Linked DNA regions of Homo sapiens: all the other regions are linked to region 2. Evidence: chromatin contacts called from ENCODE Hi-C data. All regions are on one chromosome and are shown on one strand. The core of a region is the stretch at or near the end of the contact, and the rest is flanking DNA. Distances in the headings are between cores, read along the strand shown. Region 1 holds the start of DDX10 (DEAD-box helicase 10). Region 2 holds the start of SIK2 (salt inducible kinase 2). Region 3 holds the start of USP28 (ubiquitin specific peptidase 28).

Region 1 (2,702 bases), core at 129-2,628, 2.9 Mb after region 2:
GTGCAATGGTGCGATCTGGGCTCACTGCAACCTCTGCCTCCCGGGTTCAAGCGATTCTCTTGCCTCAGCCTCCCGAGTAGCTGGGATTACAGGCACCCACCACTAGGCCCAGCTAATTTTTTTGTATTTTTAGTAGAGGCGGGGTTTCACCATGTTGGTCAGGCTGGTCTCGAACTCCTGACCTCAAGATCTCTGTTGTTTTAAGCCGCCAAGTTTGTGGTAATTTGTTACAATGGCAACCTTAGTTACAAGAATGTTCCATCTGTTAAATCCCTGATTGTACTGCACTAGAAGGGGGCTGAGAAGCTGAAAGATGTGGGTGAAGACCAACAAACATGGGATTTAGGGAAAGGGAAAAGAGGAATTGACAGACCTGTGGAGTCTGGAGGTTGGGGGAAGAAGTCAGGAGGTCAAAGTGATCATTACAGGTATACTCATCTGGGAACACCAGCTACAATGTGGGGATGATAGGTGACAGAAACAGACCAGCGGTCCAGCTTTTCTAGGCCAATTCTTGGATGGGGACATGAAGCCTGTGGAGAAAATGAGGTGGCCACAGGAAGGAGCATAGATGATGTTGAGGGATGCAGTCTGGCTTCATGGTTAAAAGCAAAGGCTTTGGGATTAGAAAGACATGGATCTAGCTTCCAATTCCACACCACCTACTAAGCGTGAAAGATTCGGACAAGTTTCATTCCTCTTAGAACCTCAATTATCTCATCTGTTAAATAGGATTATTAATATCCATACCTCAGATCAAGTCAAACAATTACTGTAAGCACATGGTGAGTGCTTAAAAATGTAGGTGTCATTATTACCACTATTGTCATCAGTATTATTAATATGAATATGACTGTAGCTATTACAGCATTAGTCTCCCTACCCTTAGGTACGGCCGCATTTCTATTATTTTTTTAGGAACAGTGTGGCAAGCAGAAGAGTGGCCAGAACGGTGCAGAGGTTTGAGCTGTGGCACCCGGCGTGACCTCTCATTCCCGGCCGGGTCCCGGTGACAGATCCGCCGCCTCCACTCTGCAACTCCTCGCCGCAGTGAGACGCTGCCCCGCTGCTGGCCGGCCCGAGCCCCCTCCCCAGCGCCGGCCTCACCTTTTCATAGTTCTGCATGAGGCGGCTGATACTCTCGCGCTCGACCTGCCATTCGGGTTTCTTCAGTTGCTTCCTCAACTGCTTCTTTTTGTTCTGCCTATGGCTGTGTTTTTTCTTCCAGCGATTGAAGCTCCGCACCGGGTCGGGTCGGGCTCCCGAACCCGGAGAGTTGGCCGTTTTGCCCATTGCGGCGGCGGCGGCGACAGCTCGGATCAACCCCAGACACGAGACACCTAAGGCCAGACTCACGGAACCAGCATGGGACAAACGCACAGAGGCGCATGCGCGAACTCAGAAGCCCGCCCCCGAGCTTTTGAAACCGGGGCACGCGCCAATGACGTCAGGAAAAGGAGGGCTGTGATTGGCGAATTGGCTCCTGCTGGGAGGGGCAGCCTGGGGAAACGGGGGCGCAGCACTCCACGGAAGGGGGCGAGCTGAGCCGAGCCGGGAGCACGCCGGCTCTTTAAAAAAAAACGCATGCGCACTGTTGTTGTTACTATGGTGACGTCATACACTGACCCTTTAAGGGCTATTAACACATTTGCTCCAGGTTCAACTTTGCTAAGCGTTCGTGAGTATGTGTGTAAACACATACAATCTGTGAATGAAAATTGTGACCCTCGTTTTGCACTTTTCGGGCCAACGAGCCAAAAGATTTGCCCAGAAGTAAACAGCTAGTTAGTGACTTCTGATTTCCATCCATGGTGGTTGTACTTCCTCAGGAATAAAAATGAATATTCTATATTCTTCTTATGCCCCTCTGGGTTTTCCTTTTCCTCTGGGCCCCTCAGACTCTAGCTGCAACAGCAAGGAAACTGGAACGGAATCAAATTGAATTTGCCTTAAAATGCTTTTATGGAGACAAAATGATAACTAAACGTAAGGAGGTAGGTAATAGAGGCCGGGCACGGTGGCTCACGCCTGTAATTCCAGCAATTTGGGAGGTCGAGGTGGGTGGATCACCTGAGGTCAGGAGGTCGAGACCAGCCTGGCCAATATGGTGATGCCCTGTCTCTGCTAAAAATACAAAAATTAGCCAGGCGTGGTGGTGCACACCTATAATCCTAGCTACTTGGGAGGCTGAGGCAGGAGAATCGCTTGAACCCCGGGGGCGGAGGTTATAGTGAGCCAAGATCGCCCCACTTCACCACAGCCTGGGTGAAAGAGTGAAACTCCGTCAAAAAAAAAAAAAAAAGGAGGTAATAGAAAAGTTATTGCAAGTTGGACATTTAAGTGAACTGGCTTTCAATGAATTGAATTTTTTGACACATTTACCTACAGCCTCCAGGAAAACACCGGATGTGGGTGGGAGAGCTTAGCTGTAGCAAAGGAGATTGGAAAATTGAGTTCAAAGTTCACAGGCAGAATTTTGGGCTCTCAAATTTCCTTTCCAACCCCACATATCCAGATCACTACTCTCAACTCTATGCCCATCCTCCAAACAAGACATGGCTTATTGGAAGGGAGTGAGGACAGGAGGTGAACAAGAGAATTTCCACACTCAGGAACACTAGATGTGGTAGACAGTAAAGCTCAATAAGGAGTGATTACATGAAAGTGTATATACATCCTCAAAAAATTAAAAATAGAACTCC
Region 2 (2,700 bases), core at 194-2,693:
ACATAAGTCATTCTGAAAAGAAGTCCTACTTTATTCTACACTCAAACTCCAGTACATTCGTACTAACAAGGGAAAAAGCAGAATAGGACCAAAACTGGAGGGCAAACAAACAGGAAAAGGATGAAACTCCAGGAGGAACTACAATAAGGCAGAGTAGAGTACGTCAAAACCACTAGGTTTTATTCTAAAGAATGGTTTTGTTTCTACCGTTCTTCTAAGGTATTTAATTTGCACGTCTTAAAATAGAGACCCTGAGGAGAGCAGCTTGAGGCAGTGGAAGGAAGGGGGGCGGGTTAGGTAAGAACAGAGACTTGTGAGAGAGTATGTGCGGTGCATTAGAATGTGCAATGAAGAGGGTGCAGGATTCACCGTCAGGAAGCAGTTGAGGGCTTTATGAGTAGAGGCAGAATCTGATATGGTTTAAAGAATGCGTATTACAGCCAGAATGCACACCTGGTACAGTGACAACCCTAGACAAGTAGAAGACCAATCCACCCACCGTGCAAATGCAGAGATGACCATTTTAACCAGTTCTATTGTCTGGGGCATTAAATGGAAATGCCCCAGGCAAGAGATCAAGCTAGCCAGACACCAAATCAGAGACACCCTGGGCCAAAAGGAAGGAGAGGAGATGGACAGTGGCCGTGGGGGTATTCCCAGCCATGGGGCCCTTCCTCGTCGGGCAGGGGAGGGGCGCCGGGGTCACGGGGGCCGCACGATCCCCCATCCGCGGAGCCCAAGCGCAGGCGGTCCCCTCCTCGGGCCGGCGACGTCTCTCACGGCGCAGCCTGGGAACACCGAGACTTCCCCTCCCACCCCACCCCCAGCCGAAAGCAGGGAAGACGCGGAACTTGGGCTCCGGAGCGGAGGCCACAGACCAGGTCACGGCCCGGGTGGGGGGCTCTGGGCGAAATTCCGGGTGGCCACCGGGGGTGGCGTAGGGGAAAGCAAAGCCCCGGCTGGTTGCGTTTCCAGTCGGACGACACTCGGGTCCGGGTGCCCGGGCCCGATCCCTTCGCTGCTCACCGACCCCCTGCACCTCCTGGGTCCTCACAGTCCCAGGCCCGCTCGCCTCCGCCAGTGAGGCGGCCTCTCGGGTCTCCCCGGTCCCACCACTGCGGCCGCCCCTCTCGGTAAGCAGCTCCTCTCCCGAACCCTCGCCTCGGACGCTCCCGCCGAGCCCCGGGCCGCACCTCCGTCTTGGTGATCCGGTGCCGCCCCAGCTTCACCACAGCGAAGTTGCCCTTGCCCAGCGTGCCCTCGATGTCGTAGAACCCCACCCGGACCGGCCCGCGCTGCAAGTGCCTCGGGCCATCCGCCATGACCATGCTGGGCCCCGCTGCTAGACACGGCGGACAGGAGCGCGGGCGGGCGGGAGGGTTGGCAGCGCGGCTTGGCTTGGGCGACGGCCGCTCCGCTTGCTCCTTCGCTCCTTCGCTCCTTCCCTCCCGCTCCCCAGGGCCCAGCCAGGCGCGCGCCGCCGCTGACGTGCGCCGACGTCAGGGGGCCGGGGCAGGGGGGCGGGGGCGGGCCCGAGCCTGGATTGGTCACCATGGCGACCGAAGCACCGCCGACGTCGGCTGCTGGAGAGTGGGGGACGGCGCACGGGGAGGGGCGCGAGCCTGGCCGGCGCGCTCCTTCCGGGCTCAGACGCCCTCCCCTCGCCCCTCCGCCTCACCGCTGCCAGGGGCGGGGTCGCTGCTCGGCCCGCTCCGTTCCTCGGCCTTCCAGGCGAAGGGCAAGAGCGAGCCCTGGCGGACCGTGCGGAGGGGTGCAGAGACCTGGATGCGGCCTGCGATCTCCTTCCCCGCCCCGGCGTTCTCCGCCCACCCGGGGTCCTTCCCGCCAAAACCTCTCACCTACAAGTACAGCGCGTCCTAAATTTGGCACCGGCAAAGAACTGTGGCTGAGCAATGCGTTGCTCACAGGCTCCTTTCTTTGTGTCCTTTTCTCTTCTCGTTGCTATATATAATAAAACCCTCCACGTTTTGATGTCTCCGAGGAGTCATTCTGACAGCAGTGCAGTCGCTTATAGACTCACAGAATGTCAATGTCAGCGCTGAAGAGATCTTGGAGATCACTTAATCCAGAGATTTGGAGCCTCATGTGAGCTTCAGAGTTTGGAACCCCCTAAAACACAGGCCAGTTTTTGCTTATGTGAGCATGTCTCTGGGGAGATGGACCCGTAGCTTCTGTCAGATTCCCAAACGCGTTGGTGACTCTGAAAAAGTTTAGAAATATTTCTCTAATCCAATTTTTTTCCCCAAAGGACGAAGAAGACCTCAAGGAATAAAGGGAATTGCCTAGGTCACACAGGCAATAGTCGAGGTAGGATTATAAATCACACCACGCTTCCAAATGTGACTCAAGGAAACAGGGACAGTGACACCTCACTATTTTGAGATGTATCATATGCCTTTATATCTTGGTTTCTAAATACCATTCTCCACCTAAAGGAGCCAGACTCCGTGGCGAGATGGCTCATTCGAGGGCAGAGACAGGGAAAGTATAAAATGCCCTTGAAAGATCCTGCTCCTTAAAGCAAGGAGATTTCTTGGCTATGTCAAGGAAGATATGTCAAAAGAAAGCAGATGGCTCGAAGGTGCTCCCCCCTTACCAAATCTGAGACAGTTTGAGTATCAGGAATAAATAATGGGCCGGGCTTAGTGGCTTACGCCTGTAATCCCAGCACTTTGGGAG
Region 3 (2,747 bases), core at 237-2,736, 2.3 Mb before region 2:
CGCAGCCATGCCAATCTGCCAGTTAATCTGCCAGGGGAAGCGGATCCCTGTATCTCCAGGTGGTGGAAGTTGCAGGAGTCCTAGTTCAGGCCTCAGAGAGTAATCTGGCCTCTCCTGGGAGCTGCACCTGACCTGTACCTGTTTCCTTTTGTCAAAAACTGCGCCCGCATGCAGACTAGGGAGGCCTGCAGGTGAAACATAACAATCCCAGCGACAACAATGCCAGGAGTATAGGAAAGGCCACCGTCCATGTTAAATTCACACTTAAAAGTGTAGCTTGAGAGTCAGACCAGACCAGGGCAAGGGTGTAGGTGCTACTCTTAAAAGACGCGCTTCCACACTCAGCCTCTACGCAGATTTGGGACACCCAGCAGCCTGTCAAGTGGGTTTGCCATCATAACACATTTGTATCTTAAATGTGAAACATGGTTCAGTAATCACAATTCCCACACAGTTGTTGAAAATACAATTCAGGCCTGGCGCGGTGGCTCACGCCTATAATCCCAGCATTATGGAAGGCCGAGACGGGCGGATCACCTGAGGTCAGGAATTCGAGGCCAGCCTGGGCAACATGGTGAAACCCTGGGTGTGGTACAGCGTGCCTGTAATCCCAGCTACTCAGGAGAATCGCTTGAACCCAGGAGGCGGAAGTTGCAGTGAGCCGAGACCGTGCGGCTGCACTCCAGCTTGAGGGGACAGAGTGAGACTCCGTCTCAAAAAAAAAGAAAAAAAAAAAAACAAACCGAAACCAACCAAACAAAAAACAATTCAATAGGAGCACCTGGTCTTTTAACATGAAATCGTAAATATCTGGCTCAAACGTAACAAAGTAACACAAAATTTTAGTTTGAACTTCTGAAAATCGAAAATGGAAAAACTGCAATTTTCCTTATCATGCCCAGGTTAAGAGCATCAGGGTTAAGGGCACCAAGCGGGACACCCATGAACGGAGGCTTTGGTCCGTTTGGTTAGCTTTAGACAAGCGACTGCATTCATCCTCCTTCTCTCCTTAAAGATGGTGAACACTTCTTCATGTCATTGGAGTTGGAAATGGCTACAAAGCCTGATGGGAAATCCTTTATTCCACGGTCATTCGGCAGTTTCCCACGGCGGGGGAACAGTTTTAACTCGCCCGTGGGGAGGGTGGAGCCGGAGGTCAGTCCTACAAATGAGGTTTTGAGGGCAGAGAGCGGAGAAGACTCAGGAACGCGGCTCCCAGGATTCGCAAACCCAGTTCCCGGACACTGGCAGCGCGGCCCGCAGCCTCCACCGGCTGTGAAGCTGACCAACAGCGACAGGCGGGGCCGGGATCACGTGACCGACGTCTGGTCAGCCGGGCGTGCGCGGGAGCACGCAGAACTGTTCGGCCCCGGGCCGCGCGCCTTGCGTGCGCGCGCATGCCGGGGGCGGGGCATGTGGGCCAAGCCTCCGGCGCGCGCTGCGGGCGGGGGCGGGACGGAGCGGGGTGGAGGGCGGGGGCGGGGCCTAGTCCTGAGAGGCTGGGCCGGCGGCGGCTGCGGCGGGAGACCGGTGACCCGCGGCTGGGCGCCTCGGCCATGACTGCGGAGCTGCAGCAGGACGACGCGGCCGGCGCGGCAGACGGCCACGGCTCGGTGGGCTCCGCGGCGGCGAGCGGGAGCTGGGGGCGGGCTCCAGGCCCTGAGGGGAGCGTGCGGGGCCTGCAGGGCTGCGGGTTGCGGGCTGCGGAGGGCGCCCCGGCCGGGCGGGACAGGGGGTGCGCCCGCCAGCGTGGGTGAGAAGGCCAAGGGCTCTGCGGGGCTCGGGCCGCGGAGATTGAGGACTGCATCTTCGCGTCCGTGGGCGAGCTGAAGTTGTAGGGGGATTTCCAGATTTTGGAAAACCAAATATAAAGGGCTGGACGTGGGGTTCTCCGCCGCAGGGATCAGTAAGGTGAGCCCTCCTGGGCCCCGTCCGGGGTGAGAAACTTCCGAAAGCGGCAGCGTTGGTTGGTTTTGTTTTGCTTTGACTTTTAAATCAGTTTTATGGCGGCGTTTTTAAAAGGTTAAAGCAGACCGAAGTTATCTCACTTAAAGTCCGGAATTAATCACCGTCTTCTATAAGACCAGGGGTCCCAGTTACCACCACTTCCCTCCCTCCCAACCCGGCTTTAAAAACAAAACAGCGCAGCCTCCCCAATTATTGCCTTCATCGCTCTAGATTTTTAAGGAGGGGGAGGAGCTGCGTGATGAATAGAAAGTCTACTGATGATGATCTCCTGTTCCCAATGTCTAAGAAGATTGAAATCAATATAAGGACTTCTGATCTAAGAATCTGGTGAGAGTGAAAGAACCCTGGTTTGAGAGAAAAGCTAATGTCTGTATGAAGAAACTTGGGAAGAGGGCAATTTGAGCATGTCTTCTAGTGTTACTTCGGAATGTTATAACTTAACACCACCTCCTCACCCCTCAAGTACTGCACTTTTTCAAGAGAAAACGGGAAATCTGTGCCAGTTGTTCAAATACGAGTTTGGAGATGAGAAACTATATTTGTCGTACAAAGCTGGCAGACAGATACCCTCAGGTGAGAATCCTTTTATACCTTTTTACTCTTTTGTCTGGAAGGCCAGTAGTATTTAGCATGGAGACACTTTTTTTTTTTTTTTTTTTTTTTTTTCGACAGAGTCTCCCTCTGTTGCCTAGGCTGGAGTGCTGTGGCGCGATGTCGGCTCACTGCATCCTCCGCCTCACCCTCCTGAGTAGCTGGTATTACAGGTGCTTGCCACCGGC

The links. Hi-C counts contacts between places; a loop is a spot of excess contacts on that map. Pooled maps may share reads with other maps.
Region 1: a loop to region 2 is called in a map of naive thymus-derived CD4-positive, alpha-beta T cell, with 10 times the contacts of the local background. The contact joins the promoter of DDX10 here to the promoter of SIK2 in region 2. A Hi-C loop is called at or near these places in 1 of 168 maps with a recorded cell type or tissue (naive thymus-derived CD4-positive, alpha-beta T cell), 1 of 37 single-sample maps with no recorded cell type and 6 of 50 pooled maps.
Region 3: a loop to region 2 is called in a map of naive thymus-derived CD4-positive, alpha-beta T cell, with 6 times the contacts of the local background. The contact joins the promoter of USP28 here to the promoter of SIK2 in region 2. A Hi-C loop is called at or near these places in 1 of 168 maps with a recorded cell type or tissue (naive thymus-derived CD4-positive, alpha-beta T cell), 1 of 37 single-sample maps with no recorded cell type and 8 of 50 pooled maps.

Annotation. Positions count from the first base shown.
Region 1 is chr11:108,663,745-108,666,446 of GRCh38, reverse strand. It overlaps DDX10 (DEAD-box helicase 10), which reads right to left and starts at 1,378. Exons shown (of 18, transcript NM_004398.4): 1 at 1,108-1,378. The coding sequence starts at 1,293.
Region 2 is chr11:111,601,192-111,603,891 of GRCh38, reverse strand. It overlaps SIK2 (salt inducible kinase 2), which reads right to left and starts at 1,443. Exons shown (of 15, transcript NM_015191.3): 1 at 1,194-1,443. The coding sequence starts at 1,328. RefSeq lists silencers at 678-837, 1,388-1,827 and an enhancer at 1,918-2,057.
Region 3 is chr11:113,874,311-113,877,057 of GRCh38, reverse strand. It overlaps USP28 (ubiquitin specific peptidase 28), which reads left to right and starts at 1,486. Exons shown (of 26, transcript NM_001346252.4): 1 at 1,486-1,613. The coding sequence starts at 1,557. RefSeq lists enhancers at 266-927, 978-1,227, 1,217-1,511 and silencers at 1,248-1,407, 1,428-1,787.